Regions from separate parts of the Homo sapiens genome. Here regions 2 and 3 are each linked to region 1. Evidence: chromatin loops called from intact Hi-C (ENCODE). Cell type or tissue: ascending aorta. All regions are shown on one strand.

Region 1 (8,000 bases):
AATGACATCATAAAAGAAGGAGACCAGAAAACAGAGACTGGAGGCAGAGAAACCAGTTAGGAGACCACTTCAAGCATTTTGAGATAAGGTCCTGTCGTGAGAGTGGGAAGGGAAGCATGGATTTTGGGGGACACTAGAAGAAAGAATCAATAGCATTTGCCGCTGATTGGATGTGAACAGAGGGAAGAGAAAGGGATGACTCAGGAGAAGCTTCAGTAGGAAGTGTGTTGTGGGGAGGATTTAGAAGCAGGCATGGACTTTGTTGGAAAGTGTTTGCAAATGGAAAGATTTACATATCTATCAGCAGGAGTGTGCTCTCAACTGATTATCTTATAAAAGCTGTGGAGTTTCTTTATGAGATAGTCAGACAAAAAGTATCACACGATTTAAAATGGCAATACCAGGGAGCAACTCCTGGCTCACACAGGATGCAGTCTGGAGAATGCACTCTGCTCTAGAGTTACAACCCTGGGCTGAATCTCAGGGTTTTTTGTTTTTTTTTAACATGGTTTCATTGTATATATTTGGACAAAATACTTTCTAACTCATCGATCCAGTTTCCTTATCTTTAGGTCTCCATGAAACAAAACAGCCATATTTGTTGAGTGCTTTATTATGTTAAGCAGGCTTTGTGTTAAGAGCTTTATTTGGCCGGGCGAGGTGGCTCACGCCTGTAATCCCAGCACTTTGGGAGGTGGAGGCGGGTGGATCACAAGGTCAGGAGTTCAAGACCAGCCTGGCCCAAATGGTGAAACCCCGTCTCTACTAAATATACAAAAATTAGCCAGGTGTGGTGGTGGGTGCCTGTAATCCCAGCTACTCAGGAGGCTGAGGCAGGAGAATCGCTTGAACCCGGGAGGTGGAGGTTGTGGTGAGCTGATATTGTGCCACTGCACTCCAGCCTAGGTGACAGAGTAAGACTCCGTCTCAAAAAAAAAAAAAAAAACTTTATTTGTGGCCGGGCATGGTGGCTCAAGCCTATAATCCTAGCACTTTGGGAGGCCAAGGTGGGCGGATCACTTGAGACCAGGAGTTCAAGATCAGCCTGGCCAACATGATGAAATCCTGCCTCTACTAAAAAAATACAAAAATTAGCCAGGCGTGGTGGTGCACGTCTGTAGTCCCAACTACTCGGGAGGCTGAGGCACAAGAATCACTTGAACCTGGGAGGTGAAGGGTGCAGTGAGCTGAGATCAAGCCATTGCACTCTAGCCTGGGCAACAAAGTGAAACCCTGTCTGAGAAAAAAAAAAAGACTTTATTTGCAACTTTTTATTCTTAGAATGCACATTCTACATTTAAAAAACATTTCAATATTTTGTGGCTTAAAGCAATATCCATTTTATTTGCTCACAATTCTGCAATCTGGGCTGGGCTTGGCTGTGCAGCTCTGCTGGTCTTACTGGTGGTCACTGATGTGTTTGCAGTCAGCCGGTGGGGTTGGCTGAGGCTGGGCTCAGCTCAGGTGCTGGGCAGCTGGACTTTTCCCTCTCTCCAAGTATCTCAGGGCCTTTCCTTCTCCATGTGGTTTATCCAACAGGGTAACTGGACTTCTTACTTAGTGGCTCAGGTCTCCTAAAAGTACAAAGTGGAAGCTTCCATACCTTCCTAGGGGATGGGATGGGAAAGGCAGGGAAGTGGCACAACTTCACTGCCACATTTTCCTGGTTAAGGCAAATCACTGGCCCAGTCCAGATTAAGTGGAAGGGGCTACGTAAAGGTATAAATAACATGAGGCTGGGCCATTGAAAGGCAGCAACGCAGCAGAGAGACTACCACAATATTATTTCCAATTTGTAAATGAGTAAACTGTGACTTAGGAATGCTAAGCTACTTGCATAATGTAGCAGATAGAGCCAGCTTCAAATATTGTGTTCTAAATCAAATATCAACAAATAAAATGTGTATGTGTTTTCACCTAGAATCCTGTGGGGTGGGTACTGTTATTGTCCCTAATTTACAAAGGAGGAAACCCAAGAATAGAGAGCTTAAATGTCTTGTCTGAAGTGACTCAGCTGTTTTGTTCCAGAAATTATACACTTATCCACTGTGCTGCCTCTTACGGGCAGTACCTGATACATACAAGACATCTGTAAATGTTATTTAATCTGAAGCTGTTGTTGGAATGGCTGGGACAACAGCAAATCTTTTGAATTATTCACTATTACATCTTATATGCTATTTGGGAACTGGGAGTTTTTCAGTTATCCTGTGTTAAGGGCAATTTCCGTTTCATACATCTACTTTATCTGTTGCACTATCTATTTCTTGAAGCTTGGAAAGAAACGAAGACTGCATCCTTGCCCATCCAGTTCCAACCCAGATTCTCACTGCCCATCTAATTCCAACCCTGATTCTCACCTTTCTTCGGGAGTGAGGACTTTCCTAGAGTAGGGCTGGCCTCAAGTTTTCATCTTTTAATCATCAAGTCAGCCTTGTGACTTCTGAATTAGTATCATTAGGTTCCAGTCACTTCCTCTTGTTCGATAGCTTATTTCCCCTGTTGTTGCAACTGTGATGGCTTCTGAGAGTAGCTTGCAAAGATTCTACTTTCCAAGGAGTGACCTGTGCTAGTTTCCCCTTTCCTTTTGCCAGTCCTATGGGCAGAGGACTTGCTGCACAGAATCCCAGCTACTCGGGAGGCTGAGGCAGGATAATTGCTTGAACCAGGGAGGCAGAGGTTGCAGTGAGCCGCGATCATGCCACTGCACTCCATCCTGGGCAATAGAGTGAGACTCCATCTCAAAAAAAAAAAAAAAAGGATGATACGTGTATGCCTGCCTTAGTCTAAGATGGCCCTAATTTCTTCCAGTCTATGAGGAGTCTGGAATTGGAGCCACCTCCAAGTACAGATAACAGGGGAAGTGGCTCACTTTGGTGGTTCTGTTTTGGATATGGATGCAGCCATTCAGGGAGTGGCCCCAAAATTCTACCTTTTCCGAGGCAAAACTATGAGTGGCCTTGTCTTTTCCTTAAACTTTTCTCCTCCAAGGCAGCTCCAGATTTTAACTTCGACTTTATTTTACCCTGTAAAAATATTAAGGCAGGCTGGGCGCGGTGGCTCATGCCTGTAATCCCAGCACTTTGGGAGCCTGAGGCGGGCGGATCACCTGAAGTCAGGATTTGAGACCAGCCTGGCCAACATGGTGAAACCCCATTTTTGCTTTTAAAAAATACAAAAATTAGCTGGGCGTGGTGGCAGGCGTCTTAATCCTAGCTACTTGGGAGGCAGAGGCAGGAGAATCGTTTGAACCCGGGAGGCGGAGGTTGCAGTGAGCTGAGATGGAGCTATTGCACTCAAGCCTGGGGGACAAGAGGGAGACGTCACTCAAAAAAAAAAAAAAAAAAATTAAGGCACAATACGTGAACTTGAAGAACATACAGTTCTCTTTTATTTAACAAACACTTACGTAACCAGCCCGGTGCTGTGCGAAGTGCTTTACATTGTCTCGTTTGATTTACTTAATAAACTCCTATTTGAATCAAATGGGGTGGAGTAGGGGCTTCCTGGAATTTGGCTTACCTCGCCATCTCCCCCCACCCTTTCCCCTCAGTGGAGAGGCAACCAGAGAGAAAAGAAATTGAGCTGCTCTGAAGGGCAAGGCCTCCTCCTACTTCCCGCAGCTGTTTCGCCAGACTTGACCTTCTTCCCTTAGCTAGAGGCAGGGGGTCTCCATCCCTCGCCCAGATCTAGTTGGTGGGAAGGTGGGTGGCTTTTTTCGGGTCACTGGCGCACCCTCTCTACTTCCAGCCACCTGCTCGGGTTCCATCCCGGCTCCAGGCTCCCCGGAGGGCGGCAGGGACATTCCAATCCTCCCACAACCCTCACGGATGTTGCGGGGGAGGGGGGTGCAATTGCTCTTCTCTTCCAACACCCAGCTTTTTCTTCTCAATCTCTAGTGGCCTGAGTCACCCCCGTAGAGGAAATTAAGGATTGATGAATGGTTTGAAAGTTGTTTGTTTACAACCCACCCGTTGGCGAAGCCGCATCTCCAGTGACAGAGGCACTTTCTGGGCACCGTCTGTGCTCTAGCAGACAATTGAGAGCCAGGCAGCCAAGATGCCTCCTCGCCAGACCAAATATGGTCACAAGAGCTAAGCAGCCTCTCGTGGAAAAGCTGGCCTTGTTGGTGTCTCCCCGCGCCGGGGCGCACCCGGGCCGGCCTTCGGGCAGAATCGCGGGTCAGTGCGGCGCTCCGGGTGCTGCAGGCCTCGGCGCCTGGCTGCAGGGGAGGGCGCGGTGTCCAGGACCGGCCCTTCCTAGGCCTGAGCCCCTCATCCGCGTGCCCTCCGCCACCCCCGGCCTTGGTTTCGGTCCACAACCCCTTGATGAAACAGGCTCAGGCCACTTTCCCTTTGATCCCGCCCCAAGTCCGTGGTAAACTCAAAGGAATGCAGATGCAGGTCTGAGCGGGAGAGGTCCGCGCGGCCGGGAGGAGTGGGTGGGGGGCACCCGTCTCCTCTTACCCAGTAAAGTACCCATCACGCCCAGGGTTTTCTGGAGCCGAGGTGGGAGGAGGAGGAGGAGGAAGAGGAGGGGCGAGCGGGGGCTGGCCGGCTAGGGACTAGGAGGTCATACATAATTCAACAGCTCAACTTTCGGGCCCGCCTCTTTCCTGGGGGTGGGAGTTTGCTCCAAACTTTGTTTATGGGACAGTCCGGGAGCTGCTGCGGCCGCGCTGTCTGCTTCTCCTGCGCCTCCTTTTCGCCCAGCACTAGCGCCTTAGGCCAGCTCGGGGGATGTGAGAGCCGAAGCCCTTAGACTGCCAGGCACAGAGTCGGGTCGGGATTTGTCAGCCAAGCCTCGGCTCCAGCTCCGCAATCTCGGGACTCACCCGAGCGACCCAGGCCCGACGGCAAGTTCGGGCGGGACGGCGGCCGCCGCGCGCTCAGGCTCAGCTTCGCTGCCCGCCCAGGTAGTGCCCGCTGGAGCTCGCGCGCTCATCCGGCACCACTCCAGGGCTCCAGGCTCCTCGGGCTTCCGGAGTCGAGACGTGGTGGAGTTGGCTCGGGCTGAACTTCTTTCGGGGGGCTGCCTGTCCTGGAATCGTGCGACCTTTCCTTTGCCATCCTGCGGTTCAGCAAGCCCCGAGTGCAGTTATTCCCTCCACCCCTCGCCCTATCTTCTCCTCCTCCAGGCAACTTCTTTGCTTCAAGAAAGTTGCATAATTCTCGAGGCCAGGAGGGACCCCTCCCCCATCCTGCTGGTCTTACCGCTGAGTGTCTGGGATCTCCAGGCGGGCAATTATCTGTCTCCTCGTTTCCTTTTCCCTCTATTCTTTCTCCCACCATCTCGCCCTCTCACCCTGTAACCCTCTTACCCACTTCCTCCGACTTTAAATAAAAGGCTGATCTGACCTTCTTTTTGCAGAAGATGAATCCGGCCTCGGCGCCCCCTCCGCTCCCGCCGCCTGGGCAGCAAGTGATCCACGTCACGCAGGACCTAGACACAGACCTCGAAGCCCTCTTCAACTCTGTCATGAATCCGAAGCCTAGCTCGTGGCGGAAGAAGATCCTGCCGGAGTCTTTCTTTAAGGAGCCTGATTCGGGCTCGCACTCGCGCCAGTCCAGCACCGACTCGTCGGGCGGCCACCCGGGGCCTCGACTGGCTGGGGGTGCCCAGCATGTCCGCTCGCACTCGTCGCCCGCGTCCCTGCAGCTGGGCACCGGCGCGGGTGCTGCGGGTAGCCCCGCGCAGCAGCACGCGCACCTCCGCCAGCAGTCCTACGACGTGACCGACGAGCTGCCACTGCCCCCGGGCTGGGAGATGACCTTCACGGCCACTGGCCAGAGGTACTTCCTCAAGTAAGTCAGCCTGGAGCCGAAGAAGGCACCAAGTCACAGTGCCCAACGCGCGCGTGTGTTCGTGTGTGTGTGTGTGTGTGTGTGAGAGAGAGAGAGAGAGAGAGAGAGAGAAAGAGAGAGATGGTGCGTGTCCTTCCACGGTTATTTCACAGATATGGAGAGCTGGAAGCAGGGAGTGAGTCTCTGAGTGTTGGAATTGTAAGGGATCAGAAGCAGGGATCAGAAGCAGTGGTGAAGTTCATCCACCATAAAACACACAGGTGACTTTGCCTTGAATCTGCAGGACTGAAGCCAACTCTTGGGCACAGACCCTTAGTCCCTTCCTTGGCCACTCTAAGTCAGATAGTCCAGAGCCAGGCCCTTTGGGATGTGACACCGAGATAAATCAGAGAAAAGCTGTGAAGCTTGGGGAACAGAGGGACTTTTGGTGAAGTAGGTGGTCTGCAGTTTCTATCTTCTTGGGAAAAGCAAGCTGGAAAAGTGAACAGTGGTTGGTAGGCCATAGTGCTCCCAGCTGGGTGACATAATGACCACACAGCACAGTGATGTTATTAGCAACTGTGTGGTGGAGTAGTTGTGGGCTGGACAAATCAATCGTGTGGAAATTGTTAGGAGTTTTATTACATTAAACTTGTTAACCTAAAATACCATCAAATCACAAGCCTGCTTTGTCACTCTTCTTCCTTTCACATTGTTCCAGCTTTTTGATGTCATGAATTTTACATTAGTTGAAATTTTCAAATTACACCCCACAGGAAAATATATTCTCAAACACTAGAGGAGGTTGTTTCAATTGTGGTACCCTAAGATAACTACATTCCTCAGGAGAAACCAGGCTGGAACTTGAAATGTTCCATTGAGGTCATAGGGTCAGGCTATCAAAGATGGAGGTTGTGCCAGCCTAACCACTTGTTTCAGGATTGCCTGCACTGCCAGTGAGGGAAACTCCTCTCCTAAGAACTTGACTTAGACTTCATTTTAAAGCCCATATTTCTTTAGTAGAGTAGCCTTAGTGCAAAAGTGAAGACACTATGTACAATTTTAAAAGTTTAATCAAGCCTTTCTTTGGCACTAATATTTGATGCTCTGATTGCTATGAGAGAGCCCTAAGAATGAATACACAGTGATGGATGAAGTTTACTATAGTGAGCCCATTGATTCATACCAGTGACCAATTCTTATTACTTCCCCATCTCAAGGCTGTTGATATCTTGTCCAAGGAGTTCTTTTGTTGTTTCTGAGATTGGTGTAATGCTGAGATTCTGAAACAGACTTGATGGTCATTTATGCCACAGCTGGTCTTCTCTGGGTTATTGAGTGATAGTTTGGACATGTGCTCAGTCCTTTGACTTCTAAGTAGCTGGTGGAGTCAAGAATATGATGTAATAACATGACTTTTGTTGTTGTTGTTTGTTGTTTGTTTTTGTTTTTGAGACAAAGTCTCACTCTGTCGCCCACGCTGGAGTGCAGTGGCACAATCTCGGCTCACTGCAACCTCCGCCCCCTGGGTTCAAGCAATTCTTCTGCCTCAGCCTCCTGAGTAGCTGGGATTACAGGCACCCACCACCACGCCTGGCTAATTTTTGTATTTTTAGTAGAGACGAGGTTTCACCATGTTGGCCAGGCTGGTCTTGAACTCCTGACCTCAAGTGATCTGCCTGCCTCGGCCTCCTAAAGTGCTGGGATTACAGGCTTGAGCCACCATGCCCAGCCCTACATGATTTCTTTCTTTCTTTCTTTCTTTCTTTTTTAGATGGAGTCTCGCTCTGTCGCCCAGGCTGGAGTGCAGTGGCGCGATCTAGGCTCACTGCAAGCTCCGCCTACCGGGTTCACGCCATTCTCCTGCCTCAGCCTCCCGAGTAGCTGGGACTACAGGCACCCGCCACCAAGCCCGGCTACTTTTTTGTATTTTTTTTAGTAGAGACGGGGTTTCAACATGTTAGCCAGGATGGTCTCTATCTCCTGACCTCGTGATCTGCCCGCCTCGGCCTCCCAAAGTGCTGGAATTACAGGTGTGAGCCACCACGCCTGGCCCCAGCCCTACATGATTTCTAAACTGTGTTTATGAATATATACACACATACGTATGGTATATGATCAGTATAACTGTGATTATTAAAAATATGAAATAGGAGCTAGGCTTGCCTAATATCTGAGGAAAACTAGACGAAAAAGACCCTGAAACAAAAGCAAAAC
Region 2 (8,000 bases), 270 kb after region 1:
GAATGGGGAGAAAGAGTGTTTGGTTGCTCCCCCTGGAGCTTATATTTTTACAATGCTAAACTCTGAGGTTCAGGAAGCAGACCATATTTTTCATGTCCCCATGAATTTTCCTGACTAATCTATCTCCCTAGAATGCTCTTCTTGTCCCTATTTACTCTCTGCAACTTAAGATCTGCTAATACTAAGTCATCAGTTTCTTGTAAAATTTTCACCTGACCCCTACTCTTGTTCCAGATTGGGTTACCTACTCCTCTGTACTGCTAAAATCCCCTGTCCTCCTTCCATGGGCAGGCACTGCTCTCATGTCCTCCCACCATACCCTTCTACCCTCGACTCAACATCAAACTCTAGACCGTGACCATTTTGAGACCGAAATTATGCCCTTGAGTTACAGGCAAATATTAGGTTCTTTAGATTTTCTGCAGAATTAATTGAATGAAAAATGAACGAGGCCAACAAGTAAAAGGAGACAAATGAGACAGGCAACATGAAGACTGAAGGGTATGTAAAGAAGGGTAGGGAGGTTAGCCAGCCCCAGCCGATCTTACTTCTAAGATGTTGACAGAAGTGTGTGCGTGCATGTGTGTTTGCATGGGAGCAGTAGTAGCCCAGGGAAGGTGAACTTTAAACTTGACTGCATAGAAATACTTCCAATATAGCAGGTACGAATGTCACTGTGCCACTTTCTGGTGTGTAAATGTGACAGAAAAATTAGTTCTGTACTTTCACTCATGTGACGGTAGAAAATTCAATCTCAGTAATATTTGGCGGCTTTGGTGTTCATCCAAAAATCTCCTAGTGTTTGGAGTGACAGAAGCTTGCAGGTTCCTTGTCAGAGTCTTCGGTGGCTCACCAGTGTTTGAAAGCATTGGACAGGCCATATGTTCCAGCCAGACCAGAGATGCACCTCAGGGTGGTCCACTCCTTGACCACACACAGGTTCACAGAGACCTTCAGGATCTCAATGTCTCCTGTGAGCTTGGCGTTAAGTGTTGAGCTTCTAAAGCACATCCCAAAATAATTCCTGGCTAGCACACGTGTATGAAGAAGCCAAGGCCCTTCCAGAAACCTGCCTGATTCCTGTGCACACTCCCCACTCCTAGCCTGAGGAAAATCAAATGTTTCCTTAAATTGGGTAGCTTCTGTGTCTTCAACTCCGAAGACTTAACCTCCATGCCCCTCCTTTGTGAACGCAATCTGGGAAAACTTTTGTACTAGGTGTCATGGATGAGAAAAGAAGCTGGAAATACCAGTTATTCCTTTCTTAATAACTGACCTTGTTATTCAGCTCTTCAGAAGCCACAGGAAATTTTATCCCTCTCCTCTCTAAATCCCACCCCCACCACATCCACTGGCTGCCCTGTTCTGTTCTGCAGCATGGAGATACCCAAAGCCCAGTCTTGGCAGTTGTCCCAGTTTTCTTCATCCTGTTCATGACTCCAAAGAAAACACATCTCTCACTCAACAACAAACTGGCAGTTTCTGTTGAGAACTCAGATATTTTCCCAGAGTCCGCCGTAAAAATAATAAGGTTATATTTTAATTTTAAATTATTTGTTCATGCAGATTCTTTTGGAAAGACCTTGCTATAGTTTTGTTGATCATACAAAGAACCTTTTAAACAAAATATTTTCCAAAAATATAGCAGGCTTCCTTCTGCTGACACAAATCTCAAGAAGAGTCAGCATTTGTTATAAGGCTCTAAACAAATATTTATAAACCCTGCTTAAATTTGTTTTGAAACTTGCATAATTTTGGCAATCATTACTCATGCTAGTATCATCACTCAGGGCTTGGCATTAACGTTTTCTTCAAAATATTTTACTTTTATAGTATAAATTTACCCTATATTGCCAAAGATGTATTGGACAAGGGTGGTCATCACTGTACTGTGCTGAAACTTGGCTTCATTTTTGAAAGAGTGGAAAATTTATCAGAGGAGTTTTGGGAAGATGAAATATTTCAGTGATCTAATCCCATAATATTTATGACCTCTTACAACTAGTAGTGATTAGGCCCCACTTGTGACCAACAAACTAAAAATTTACCCTCATTCTATGAATAGGATTTTATTTTAAAATAATTATATTATGAAAACATAAAAAATATTTGAAACAAAAAACTTGTGAATATTCACATACTTCATTGCCCATTAAGAACAGTTCCACCAATGCCTAGTTGACTTGTAACAATTTGTGTGCAGCAAAAATAGAGAGACAGGGCTGGAGTGCGCTTGTTCTGCATTAGACTAGGCTAATGAGAAAATGCTAAAGGTGTTGGAAAAGGCAAGAGCCAAAGAAGCCTTAGAGAGAAAGTTATGATTGGGGGTTCAGAATAGGAGATTGAGGGCATAGAAGCTACAAGGCTTGCTGCAGAGCAGGCTGAGGCTCCACAGAGGAGGAGAGACAGGACTCGACCAGGTGTTGCCTTGGGGCTATGTATGAATCTCCTGTACAGACTCCAGTAAGGAGTTCTTAAGTGTTCCCTTTTTTAAATTTAATTTTTGAATAGATTATACTTTTGCAAGGTTCAAAATTTTTAAAGGTCCTGTAGGTTTTATCAGGAAAAAGTCTCCATAACACTCCAGCCCCAAACCACCCAGTTCTCATCCCCAGAAGCCACCAATATTATCAGTTTACTGTGTGTCCTCCAGAGCTATTTTATGCACATACAAGCAAACAGACATTTGTATATATTCACTCTCTCTTTCATTTTTTTTAAACAAGTAGCAGCTTGCTACATAAATTATTTTGTATCCTGCTTTACTCTCTGTAAAATATCTTGGATATTGTTTCATTTTATTAGGCAGATTCTTCATTCCTTTTTTTTTTCAGCTGCAGAGTATTCACTATAGCAAGGTACAAATGGTTTTTGGTCAGTTTCCACTTTTGGTTGCTTTGATCATTTGCTATTATATACACGATGCTGTAAATTTTTAATTTATTTTGTGTCATGAACCCCTTTGGCAGTCTGGTGAAGCCTATTAATTTCTTCTTAATAAAATATTTTCAAGTGCATGCAAAATTCTCAGGATTAAAAGGAAACCAATTATGCTGATATATAGGTATCAAAATATTCTTTATATAAACATTTATTTAGAAATATATGTACTTATTTATTAAAACTTAATAAGATCTAGCAGTGGATCAAATTCTTGTAATTTCAAAATATGAGTGAGCATAAATGCTGTTTCAAAATATCTGCAACAATTGTAATGTGATGTAAAATATCTGTGATTTTATTGGTAACAAAGGCATAGGCTGATACTATCATGGTTTCCTGCTTGCTTTCATAATTAAAGGAAATGACAAATTTTACTTAGAGTTAAGAAACCCTGCCTTATACATACATCATTTCCCAAACACTCAAGTGTATGTGTAGGGTATATTTTTAGAAGTGTTTTAAATTAGCAACTGCAAATAAATTTATAATTGAATACATATTGCCAAACTGCTGAAAATGCAGTCGTTCTACCAACACTGAATAAGGGTATGTTAACAAGCATTTTAATCCTTGCCAATCCGAGAGATGAAAAATAATATTTTGGTGGTTTTATTTTGCACTCTCTTGTCAAAAGCAAATTTGAACATCTTTTCATATATTTATGAACCATCTTCTTTTCTGTGTGTTCATACCCCTTGCTCATTGTACTATTGGTTTGTTAGCAGGTTTGCTGTGTTGCAAACGCCAGGGGACATCAGTCACAGAGACCTGAATGTACACAGCACCCCCTGGAGTTGGCAATGCGGAGGCTCTGGCTGTTGATCCCAAAGAAGATTTAAATTGCAGTCCATTATATTTTTCTCTCAGACTTCTGTTTCTTTGAATATTCCAAATAGATTAAAATATAATCTGGAATCTTAAGTGCCTTAGTCTTATTTAGGTAACAATACTATCTAAGAAAAACTCTAGAAGAATTCACAACAAATTGCTAACTATAGTTATCTCTGGCAGAGGAAGTAGCATGGGAAAGGCGTGGGAAAATTTTTTACTTTGACTTTTTTTTCACCTGTGTACTTATGTATAATTTGTGTGGAATAAATAAAATAATAAATATACATGATAAAATTTCAAATAAAAGTTAAAAAAATTACGGGGCACTCCTCCTTGAGCCTATATGATGGTTTTGAAATACTATTCAAAAAGAACCAGGACTTCTTAGAGAAATGACTGAGTGCAGGTCTCGGGCAGGAAATGTACAAGATGAGCCTGGCACCTCTTATTAATACCACATAGCAAGAAAGGTACGAAGATGACTAGGGCCATGGCAAAAGGACTCATGAACTAACTTGAAGAGGCTTCTACTGACCAAAGACAGAGCAACTTAAGCATCAATAAAGATAATAACTGCAATGGCTATGATGAAATACATTATGAATGCATAAAGTTCATACTAATGTTAAACAAAATGAAAATTAATTGGTCATACTGGGTAGATGATGGGGAACTAACAAATTATTTTAAAAATTGGTAAATCCAGGCAAAGAATCTAGCATTTATTGTAACTTTTTTTTTTTTTTTTGAGACAGAGTTTTGCTCTTGTTGCCTAGGCTGGAGTGCAATGGTGCGATCTCGGCTCACTGCAACCTCCTCCTCCCGGGTTAAAGCAATTCTCCTGCCTCAGCCTCCCAAGTAGCTGGGATTACAGGCATGCACCACCACTCCCGGCTAATTTTGTATTTTTAGTAGACACAAGGTTTCTCCATGTTGGTCAGGCTGGTCTCAAACTCCCGACCTCAGGTGATCTGCCCACCTTGGCCTCCCAAAGTGCTGGGATTACAGGGCACCCGGCCCTATTCTAACTTTTTAATGCAAACTGAGTCTCCAGGTCATCAAATAATAGACAAGGAGAAGTTTCCTTTCATAAAAAGTAATCCAGCTAATAAATTAAAACAGAATGAGAAAATTCATAATTCCTAATGAATGATTATACCCAGGCATTGGCCACCCACAGCTGTGAGCTTTACCAAAAGGAAAACAACTTGGCCTTAGGTGCATCCTAATGAAAAAGCGCAATCCCACATAAAAAGTGGTTTTGCCAAATACAGGAAAAAAAAAAAAGAACCAAAAAACTTTGAATCTGATGAAGTGTCCAGGTCCAACGGCCAATTGGCGTGTTAAGCAATAGAAGAGGTTTCCAGTCTGTGGACTGCGGGAAACTCTACAGCTTTCTTCAACAAAGCAACTGAAAGGGAGAGAAAAAGAGGTAGGTGGAGGGGAAACTTCAGAGACTATCAACCAATCATGATACGCAGACCTTATTTGGATTTTGATTCAGATATACAAACTGTATAAACAAAGCAACTTTTATAATATTTACGAAACAACTGGAAATTTCAACACTGAAAGGATATTTGATGATATTAAAGAACTTGTTTTACTAATTTGTAATATTTTACATAATGCTATGAGGATTATGTTTTTTCAAAGTGTTCATTCTCTTCTAAAGATACTAAAAAACAGATGAAATAATACTATATCTGGAATATGCTTCAAATAATGTGGGAATAGTTGAGGTATCAAAGCAGATAGATTGGTCACGGATAATTGTTGGAGCCAGGTGAGGGAAATCGATGGGGCTTTATATTATTCTAATTTTGTATATGTTAAATTTTTTTTAAGTAAACAAAATCATTAAACATCAATTTGTCCTGAAAAGGGACATTGTATCACAAGAGGGTCTGAGAAATACCCTTTTGTTTTGTTGGTTTTTTTTTTTTTTTTTTTTTGCCAAATTTGGCAGTAGGGAGTTGAACTAACTCATTTCTTTTAGGCCCTATACATGTGTTGGGATTTTTTTTAATCGGAATTTAAAAATTCATGTTCCTTATGGATCAGAAATGTTCCTGTCTGCATTCCATAGGAAGCAGCAGCAATGTCGTCGGGCAGCCTGGGGTTCGGGAGGTGAGTTGATGGGTTTGGAGAAGGCATGTGCTGACTACGGGCTTCCCTGGGAAACAGATTGTGGGTGGAGATGAGCTTGCAGGTTGTCTCTCAGGGAGTGCCCTCAGGATCATCCCTATGAGGGGAGAGGAGTGAGAGAAGCAGGGCTGGGCAGCAGATGAACTCTGATGCAGTTCAACGGAGGCCTCGGCCAACCCCACAGACAGCTGTGGAGCTAGGATGGCCCTACCGAGTTTGTCACTTGAGGCAAGGAAGCCAGGTATAGTCCGCCTCCTCAGTGGTTAGAGATGGCTTCTCCTCAGGGAGGGGCCATGGCTTGGGTGACGCAGCTTCCTTAGGCAGAGGGCAGTCCCTGAGAGAGTCTGGGCTGTGGATGGCTAACACTCATAGCACGCTGTCAGCAGGAGGAGGAACAAGGGCCTCAGGCCAGAAAGAGAGCTGGACTGTGTCTCATCAGGGTCTACCAATGACAACATTGTTGTCACACCAAATTTACTGCACACCAATCCAAGGATTATTGCTTCTAGGTGAATGACACATAAGAATTAGTCATAAAGGGAAGCCTTGACATCAAATTCCTGACAACACACAAAACCTATATAATGTGATAAAAGGTTATGTATCATTCATGCTCTTTATACCTATGTGACACTGGTAGGTGAGTATCTTATATGTTAGTGCTCCCCAAGTCCCTAAAGTTCCCACAGAGGCAAAAGAGCTATTTGAATGATTTCCAATACTATTCTAAAAATAAAATCTAACAATATAAATTTTTTTTATTTTTTATTTTTTCACTCTGTCACCCAGGCTTAAGTGGTGCAATCACAACTCACTGCAGCCCTGACTTCCTGGGCTTAAGCAATCCTCCCACCTAAGCCTCCTGAGTAGCTGGGACTACAGGTGTATGCCACAATGCCTGACTAATTTTTTGATATTTTTGTAGACCTGATGTCTCACTGTGTTGCCCAGGCTATTCTCGAACTCCTGGGCTGAAGAGATCCTCCTGCCTCGGCCTCCCAAAGTCTTGGGATTACAGGTATGAATAAACATGGCTGGACTATTCTTTTTATGTTGAAATAACTTCAAACTTACTACCAAGTTGCACGAATAGTACGAATACCTCCCATATACCCTTTACTACATTCACAAATTAACATCTTGTCATATTCACTTTATAATTTTCTACATAACCACCATACTATAATAATGAAAATGAGGAAATTAAACATTTATAAAATGCTGTTATCTAACCCACAGTCCATATTTAAATTTTACCAATTTTAAATTTTACCAATTGTCAGAGTAATGTCCTTAATAGCAATAGTTTTCCCTCCGGTCCAGTATCCAATTCAAAATAGTATCTTGCATTGTGTGGTTATATGTCCTCAGTCTCCTTCAACCTAGCATGTTTCCTCAGTCTTTCCTTACTTTTGTTATCTTGATGCAAGTGAAGATTGCAGGCATCTTTGGCAAGAATAAAATAGAAACAACTATATTGGTTTTCTGTATTGCGGTCAATCAATTTTCACATAGCAGCTAAAAGCAACACATAATTATTATCTCACAGTTCCTGTGGATCAAGACTGGGCAGTTTAGCTGGGTATTCTATGAGGCTATAATCAAGATTTTTAAGAAATCAAAACATTATAATATACAGAAAATAAAAAATATAAATAATACATCCAGAAAGTAAGGAAGTGGCCAAAGAATAATGTCCTGTGAAAAGGACACAGGAGCCAGCTTTAAAGGGCTTTCACAGGCCAAATCTGGGACAATTTGAGCACTAGTAATGGATTATAATTCATTGAACAAAATAGGACTTCATGAGTTCATAGAGATATTAACTAAAAGTTTGATGAAAAAGCAATATTGACATTGTCTGAATGCATCTCCCCACAAAATACTATTTACAAAGGGGGAAAAGAGTAAGTGCACTGGAGAAGCCTGGTGGACACCACCTTCATCAAGTGATTCAAGTAAACATCGCTTGTAGTAGACTAAGGGGTATGGTAAACCACCTCATAGGATGCAATGAGAACACAGCATCACCATGGCCAACTTTATCATGTCCCCGCCAAATCCCTGACTCCTAGTAT
Region 3 (8,000 bases), 85 kb after region 1:
ATTTCCAGCCAAATATCTTCTCAGAGACGTGGTGACCTTTCTTGCCCCTTAGCAAACTCCATGCTTTTGTCCAACCTGGGCAGTTCTCTAAGCAGAGACTCATAATGTAATTGGAGGCCAGGAATTGGTTGGTCTTTCTGGGACTGAGAGAAGGAGGCTGTCTGGGAAGTAGTGGTCCAAGGGGCTCTTGAAGGAAGGGGAAAAAGCCCACTCCCGCTTATATTTGTTACAGGTACCGTTAACCCCACATACCACCAGGGCTCTCCATGGGAAGCACTTGTAGAGGATTTTTCTTTTTTTTAAGTCGAGGAAAAAAATGTTTACTGTCAAGAAAAGCTTTTCTTCCCCGTAGGAACTGCTATTCTTTTTCTTTATAAACAGCATGGGATCAGGTGATTGATTCCATTTGTCCCCTGATTTGAGCCACACGAAGATAGGAGCCAAAAGTGTAGTTTATCTTCAGGAACTCTTTTTGTTTGTTTGTTTGTTTGTTCTTTGAGACTGAGTTTCTCTCTTGTTGCCCAGGCTGGAGTGCAATGGTGCGATCTCGGCTCACCACAATCTCCGCCTCCTGGGTTCAAGCAATTCTCCTGCCTCAGCCTCCTGAGTAGCTGGGATTACAGGCATGTGCCACCACAGCCGGCTAATTTTGTATTTTTAGTAGAGACAGGGCTTCTCCATGTTGGTCAGGCTGGTCTCGAACTCCCAACCTCAGGTGATCTGCCCACCTCGGCCTCCCAAAGTGCTGCTTATACCTTATGACCTGTGTATTCATGCATCAATTTTCTTTTTTGTCTTTTTGTACCTTCATTAGTATTTTTGTTTTTACTGGTTGTGAAAACAATACATAATCACTGCTAAAAATCTGGAAAGTACAAAGCAGTTTAGATAAGAAAAAAAAAATTACCAGTGAGCCTGTTATTTGCATATATCACCATAAATAGTTTGATATGTTTCTTTTTCCTTTTTTGTTCCATTTTCAAATATGAAACCTGTACAGTGTATGTATTTATACAATACACATATATAGGCAGGTTAAATATATTTGTATATGTGTGTGCATTTCCAAGGGAAGTTATACTTTTAAAACAGCAGAGAGTTTTTCTTGAAGTAGACTAAGCAAGGGAGTGAAGCCAGGAAGGAGGTGGGAGTAGCGGGGAAGTGGGGATTAATCTAGCTAAATTGTGGGTCCTGGCAAACACTGAGATTACACTGTGAAATACGAGAAAGGAAATGACTCAGTAACATTGAGAGAGGGAGCAGAGATGAGACAGCAGAGTGAAAGAGTGAATGGCGTATCCTGGGTTTGGGAAGTGGTGGGAAGTAGGGGGAGCTGGAGCCTGAGGCACTAAGTGATTAGAACAATAGGAGAATTTAGTTTTCAGATGAAATCATCAAGGCTGTATTAAGTGCCTCTTGTGAGCAATAGCTCACTCTTACTTGTTGCATTCAGCCTGGGAGCCACTCTTGACACCATGTTAGCGCAGCCTTACAGCTGATGTCAGGTCGACTGGTCTGCAGAGCCAGGAATTTGGGCTTTCTTCTCAGAGTTGTTTTGGAGCAATGAGAACTGCTCACTTAAGAAAGGCTCCCTCTTGTACTCCAGCCTTTGGGGAATGCTGTGAGTGACACTTTTAATTAACAAATCCACTGGGAACAAAACTCCTTTAAATGTGTTGGCTGGGTGTGGAGTTTGAAGGGTGGGCCGTGGAGGCTCCCACTGCACTGCAGGAGTGCTGGGACTTCAAGCCATGGGTAAGCTCGGTCAGAACTGTCAGGATGAGGTCCACCCAGAAGGCCCCACACTCTGTCCCAGGGGATTTAGGCTGGCAAGCTGTGCTGGCACTCCTGGGGCAAGATGAGCTCATCTGCCACTTCAGATGCTGGGCTTCCTATGCTAGATGTTCCTGCTCTTGCCGCATTCAGGAGCCACAGCCCACTTGTTCAGAACGGGAGGGGAGAGTGGGGGACGAGCATTTAGGAATGCATCATTCCAGCTCCTGTATTATTCCTAGAGCTGGTAGCTGAAATTCTGACCACGGAAGTGTCCTTGAACATCTTCCAGCAAATGATGTATATTTCCACATCTCACCGGGGCCTGTGCTGATGTTGGTTCTAGCACAGCATCAATATCCATGATGTCAGAGAGTCTAAGAAAGGTTTATGAAAGAGAGAAGGATTCTTTTCCTTCTGGTACCAGAGTGAAAACTATTTATGTAGCACATGTCTGCCTTGGAAAACATGCTGCTTTAATAGAATGAGTTCTGAAGGAATAATCAAAGCATTTCTTAGGTCTAATTATTTTGCTAAAGGGAGTTACTTAATTTTGACATCCTCATCAATTAGTTCCTCACTTGGAAGGCCTGTGACAAGCCTGAGGCTGGCTATGAGTTTCCACCTGCCCAGAAGTTGATGGATTTTATGAAAGCTTTAAACAGAACTACAATTGTGAAACTGAAAGTGTAAACTAAAACTATTGTTTTTATTATTATTTACTTTATACTTAGGGAAATGATTTTCATCTCTTTACTTCAGTATTTCCCCATCTTTTTTTTTTGGGGGGGATGGAGTCTCACTCTGCTGCCTAGGCTGGAGTGCAGTGGCATGATCCCAACTCACTGCAACCTCCACCTCCCGGGTTCAAGCGATTCTCCTGTCTCAGCCTCCCGAGTAGCTGGGGTTACACGCGTGCATCACCATGCCGGCTACTTTTTATATTTTTAATAGAGCTGGGGTTTCACCATGTTGGCCAGGCTGGTCTCGAACTCTTGACCTGTGGTGATCCACCCGCCTCGGCCTCCCAAAGTGCTGGGATTAGAGGCGTGAGCCACCGCCCCCGGCCTTTTTTTTTTTTTTTTTAATCACATTTATTCTAAAACCTTAGACCTTTAGACCCAAGTTTTCACGCAAGGCAATGGATGAGTTCCCCTTGGCAATACCTTCAAGTCTTGCATTAAGAAATCTGAATAACAATTTTAGCAGAGGAAGCATTTAAAAATGAGGAGACAGACTGAAAAGAAAACAAGACAAATACAACTTCAATGCAAGGAAGTTTCTAGACTGATTAAACATAACGAAAGTAAAAGTGGTTTCCTACCTTAAAGATTCAAAGGAGGCCATTGTTATTCAAAAGTGAGGTGTGTTTAACAGAAACAACAATCATGCTCCTTTTGTTGTATGTCTAAGGAAGGTCAATGGTGGGGGCCTGACTGGAAGAGACCCACCTGGTTGTGAGGCCCAAAACAAAGGGCTAACATTCAGTTTCTTCTATCATGTTTGTTGTCTTTGATGGATATGGAAAGATCTCTGATACTGGGCTGGGTGCGGTGGCTTGTGCCTGTAATCCCAGCACTTTGGGAGACTGAGGTGGGAGGATCACTTGAGCTCAGGAGTTCGAGACCAGCCTGGGCAACATAAGGAGACACCCACCTCTACAAAAAAAATTTTTTAAAAAAAATGAGCCAGGTGTGGTCGCAGGTGCCTGTGGTCCCAGGTACTCAGTAGGCCAAGGTGGGAAGATTGCTTCAGCCCAGGATGTCGGGGCTGCAATGGGCCATGATTATGCCACTGTACTCCAGCCTGGGTAACAGAGCAAGATCATGTCTCGAAAAAACAAAAAAGAAGGAGAAGGAGGAGAAGGAAGATTTCTGATACTGTTTATAAAACAAAGTAGAGGAACGGGATGAATCTACTCATCATATATATATATATATCACAAACTTTCACTAAAGGAAGAGTTTGATGGAGTGGGACAGAGTCTCTAAGGTACCAGGAGTGACCTGCAATGTGATTTGGAAGGTGGTAGGCAAAGCTGGAGGCCATGTCCACCTTTCTTAGAATGTACTGGAAACTCTGAGCAGAAGCTCATGTTTCATGTTGGGTTAGTTTCTCTGTGATTAAGTCACAGTAACAAACTGGAAGTTGTATGTGATCAAACATGTAATCATGTCTTCTCCCTTGTAAACCTTCATGCCTCAATATCTAAGTTTCTCCATAAGCTGGCACTAGTTGACTTTCCTACTATTATTTTCTAATACTCTGCCTTCCAGCTACCCTATTGTCACCTTGCTTGGTGACAGTGAGCTTCTTGAGGGTTTTATGTGTCACCTTTGGGGACCTTGAAATACCTTACACTCCTACTGTGAGAGCTCACTAATGTGGTGTTCAGAAGCTGGTTTCATGGGCCCATCTTTTGCTTGATGACAGCCAAAGGGATCCTCATTATGTCAATTCTATGAGTCAGGAGAGTATGGGGTACTGGCTGGGAAGGTGAGCATGGCTCCCCTTCCAGGAAGGAGCTCACACTATGGCACTCCAGTGATTGGATGGCTGAGAAGCAACTGAGGTGCTGGGGAATACAAGCTCCACGGGCCGAGGGGAAGTTCACTGGGGCTCACTGCATGCAAGGGCTGTCTGGACAGCGATGTCTTGGGCTTGTGTTTAGAGAGCTGCTTGCAGAATCCCCAGTGTGGCCTAACCAGGATGCAGGGAAAAATAGGCAAGTATGTCCTTGGATGAAACCAAGCACAATCTATCAACCACTCAAGCAGATCCTAAGGGAAGAATTAGTGTCATTAACTATTATGCTGTTGTTGGTGATGATGATAATGATGCTGACAATTAAAAAGATAATTAATTGTTTTCCTTCTTTTAGTCACATAGAAAAAATCACCACATGGCAAGACCCTAGGAAGGCGATGAATCAGCCTCTGAATCATATGAACCTCCACCCTGCCGTCAGTTCCACACCAGTGCCTCAGAGGTCCATGGCAGTATCCCAGCCAAATCTCGGTAAGCCTCAAGCTTTTTTAAAATTAAAAAAGATATTTTTTTTTTGTAGAGTTGGGGTCTCCCTTTGTTGCCCAGGCTGGTGTTGAACTCGTGGGCTCAAACAATCCTAACACCTCAGTCTCCCAAAGTGCTGCGATAACAGGCATGAACCACTGTGCCTGGTGGAGCCCCAAGCTTTGACTCCAAGCTGAAGAAATGGTGTTCAATCAAGGGGTGGCGGGGCTCATAAGTGGTTCTGGCTGTTTCTATGTCTCTTCATGCACCCAGACGGTGTTTGCTCCTTCTTCTTGGCTGCAATACCGTGTTACCCTTCTGCCGGCTTTTTCTTCTTTACTTGGTCTCTTTACCACCAACTCATGATACTGCTGCCTCAGTTTTAAACTACAGTTCTGACCTTCCCTCCAATGGCCTTAATTGGGGTAGAAAAATCAGTTAGGCCTCCTGTCTTCATCTAGCCTGAGGCAAGTAGGACACATACACGCTTTGGGTGACTTTGGCTCCTGGCGACTGCCTACAGGTACAATTCTAGTCTCAAATCCCTATCCTTATTTCCCTTTTTTCCTTTTTTTTTCATAATTGCTGCATAACATGTGTCAGATAGCATGCCAAGTGCTTCCATGCCTTACCTTATGAAAGCCTTCCAAAACCCCTGCAAAAAGTAGCAGGCTCTCCAGTTTATACATGAAGAAACTTTCCGAAAGTCTTGCAGCTTGTGGAGAGCAGAGCTGGAGAGCAGGCTAGTCTGATTTTAGAAGGGAGTTAACCATTACATAACCTGCAGGTGGCTTCTCCCCATACCTGCCGTGGGATAATATGGCTCACTTTTTACTTCATTTACAATACTTAATAAGTGCGATTTTAGACTTGAGAAGAGAATATTTTCTGCTAAAATTATCCCCACTAGAGATAATCACCAGTGAATTAATACACTGCAGCAACGGAACCAGTCAGCTTTTTTGGTAATCATTCCCTTCCTTCTCCCCCAGGGCTAAAAATAAAAAAGGGCCAATTTTAAAGTTTTAGAAAAGTTGGTGCCATTTTCAGATAACATTTCCATTTAAGATCAGATATCCAGATATGCTTTATACACAGAACAGTTAATTTTAGGGAGTGAAAAGAATCTCCTGTTGGATTTTCAGGAATGAACAAGATAAAAATGGAAGCGTTATTCCTGGACACCCTTCCCTCATACTGTGGCTTAGCCAAAGTGAGTATGAACTCAAGTAGACCCTAGTCAGCTTCAAGTGTCAGTTCTTCCAGGAAGTCTGAACCTACTGCTTTAAAGCTTGCAGATGTACAGTTTCCAAAAAGCAAATGACATGGAACAACCTCTGTGGAGTTCCTTATCTAAAGGGCAGATCAAAGAAAATGCAACCAGTTCTGGTACCAGCAGTGGTAAACCAAAGCCTCCAGTGAGTTATTTTGTCCCAAATATACAGGAGCTCGTGTAGAAATCAGATGCCACTGTAGTAAAGAGACCCCAAATTAGGTGGCATTAGACTGGTTTTTACAGTTTGTTTAACCATTTAATTTTCATCGAAAATTCTAAAAACTGATTATTAAAGTTTTAACTTTAACTTTGTAATCAATTATAATCGGAAAAAAATCTTTCATGAACCCAGTTTACAAAAAAAAAAAAAAAAAAAAAAGAAAAGAAAAAAAAATTCAAACACTTCCTCCAATCTCCCTTTCCTCAGTCCCCAAGTTTGTTTCCTGGAGCCAACCAGTGTTTCTAGTTGTGTGTGTGTGTATGTTTAATCATACTAAGGTTAGCATATCATAACCACTGTTCTGTATCTTGCTTTTTTCACCTGCCTGTCCATACATATAGAGCTGCTTCATTCTTTTAAAAATTTGCCTATTAGTCTACTATATTAATATGCTATAATTAGTTTATTTAACTAACTCCTATCTGGTAGATATTTAGGTTGTTACTAGTGTGTTGCTAGCATACAAATACTGGAGTGGATATCCTTTGTCATGTTCTTTTATGCATTCTCCTTAATTTTTAAAATTTGTGCGATATGTAGGAAGTGGACTAATTAAAAGAAGCTTGAATGCTTGGAACTAGATATTGAAGGCACATGTGAGTCTGCCTGTATGTGCATACATGCATGCATATGCACACACACACACAAAGTCCAATTGCACTAGTAAAGTATATCTAAAGAAGTTGTAATCTGAACATTCTGAAACAAATTTACCTGTAGCTCAGTAAAATACCTTAGTTTCCAGATTTCTATTTTTATTTAATTTTTGTTATTATTATTATTATTATTATTATTATTATTATTTTGAGAAAGAGGCTCACCCTGTCATCCGGGCTGGAGTGCAGTGGCACGATCTCAGCTCACTGCAACCTCTGCCTCCTGGTTCAAGCAATTCTCATGCCTCAGCTTCCCCAGTAGCTGGGACTATGTGCATGTATCATCACGCCCAGCTAATTTTTGTATTTTTAGTAGAGACGGGATTTCACCATGTTGGCCAAGTTGGTCCCGAACTCCTGACCCCTGGCGATCCGCTTGCCTCAGCCTCCCAAAGCGCTGGGACTACAGGCGTGAGACCCGGCACCCAGCAGTTTCCAGATTTCTAATAAGGCAGTGAATTTCTCAAGACGCACATTCTGGGGTTTTTCCAACAATATTTGTGTATTTGCCCATTGCAAAGTGTGTTTCTAGCTTATGGAGAATCACAGATGTGTCTGAAGGATGGAAATACAACTTGGAATGCCAAGTAAGTTCCAAAGACCAGGACTTAATTTAGAGAGTCTCAATACAGTCAGAATAATAAATGATTTACTCAGACTATTTCATTTCAAGCCATAACTCTGCCTGTGGTTCATAGTCTTTATTATATATCTTTAAACATATAAAAATAAAAAGAGCAGAGCTGGGTGTAGAGGTGCATCCCTGTAGTCCCAGCTACTTGGAAGGCTCTGAGGTGGGAGGATCTCTTGGGCATAGGAGTTTGAGGCCAGCCTGGGCAACATAGTGAGACCCCCAACTCTTAAAAACTAGAAAAAGAAAAGAGCAGATTCTTCTCCTCCCACTCTTCCTTCTTCTTAAATCTAGAACTTTGGTACTTTTCAATGGAATGTAGCTGTCAAATAAGTGAACTAAAGTGATAGGTCTTCTTTAATGCAAGGCATTTATATACATGTGAAAAGGATGTCAAAATACAGTTAATAGCATTACTATCAGATGATAGAA

Evidence for each region. Peaks named below come from ENCODE experiments on the same cell type or tissue, not always from the same donor. Only the 100,000 strongest peaks of a DNase experiment are listed, where the experiment ranks them.
Region 2: a loop joins it to region 1, with 2.1 times the contacts of the local background. A loop is called at or near these places in 4 of 110 quality-filtered maps.
Region 3: it touches region 1 in a loop (2.9-fold over the local background); 62 of 110 quality-filtered maps call a loop at or near these places.

What each region holds. Positions count from the first base shown.
Region 1 is chr3:149,654,680-149,662,679 of GRCh38, reverse strand. It overlaps WWTR1 (WW domain containing transcription regulator 1), which reads left to right and starts at 4,655. Exons shown (of 7, transcript NM_015472.6): 1 at 4,655-4,915; 2 at 5,371-5,804. The coding sequence starts at 5,374. It overlaps WWTR1-AS1 (WWTR1 antisense RNA 1), which reads right to left and starts at 4,470. Exons shown (of 3, transcript NR_040250.1): 1 at 3,972-4,470; 2 at 2,361-3,302; 3 at 1,316-1,574. RefSeq lists enhancers at 3,802-4,011, 4,572-4,641, 4,249-4,828 and a silencer at 4,182-4,341. In ascending aorta, a CTCF peak has its summit at 4,131; DNase peaks (open chromatin) are centred at 4,089, 4,569, 5,169, 5,596 and 1 weaker place; H3K4me3 peaks cover 4,586 bases; H3K27ac peaks cover 6,673 bases.
Region 2 is chr3:149,389,270-149,397,269 of GRCh38, reverse strand. It overlaps LOC105374151 (a long non-coding RNA gene), which reads left to right. Exons shown (of 3, transcript XR_924574.3): 3 at 3,669-3,858. Among named protein-coding and RNA genes, the nearest start is that of TM4SF1-AS1, 15 kb to the right of the region's middle. In ascending aorta, a CTCF peak has its summit at 3,730 (motif pointing left); DNase peaks (open chromatin) are centred at 1,389 and 3,709; H3K27ac peaks cover 2,411 bases.
Region 3 is chr3:149,569,655-149,577,654 of GRCh38, reverse strand. It overlaps WWTR1 (WW domain containing transcription regulator 1), which reads left to right. Exons shown (of 7, transcript NM_015472.6): 3 at 4,655-4,791. Among named protein-coding and RNA genes, the nearest start is that of WWTR1-IT1, 78 kb to the left of the region's middle. RefSeq lists enhancers at 1,606-2,232, 2,233-2,859, 2,860-3,486. In ascending aorta, no CTCF peak of the experiment used is centred here; DNase peaks (open chromatin) are centred at 1,264, 1,854 and 4,744; H3K4me3 peaks cover 1,571 bases; H3K27ac peaks cover 7,307 bases.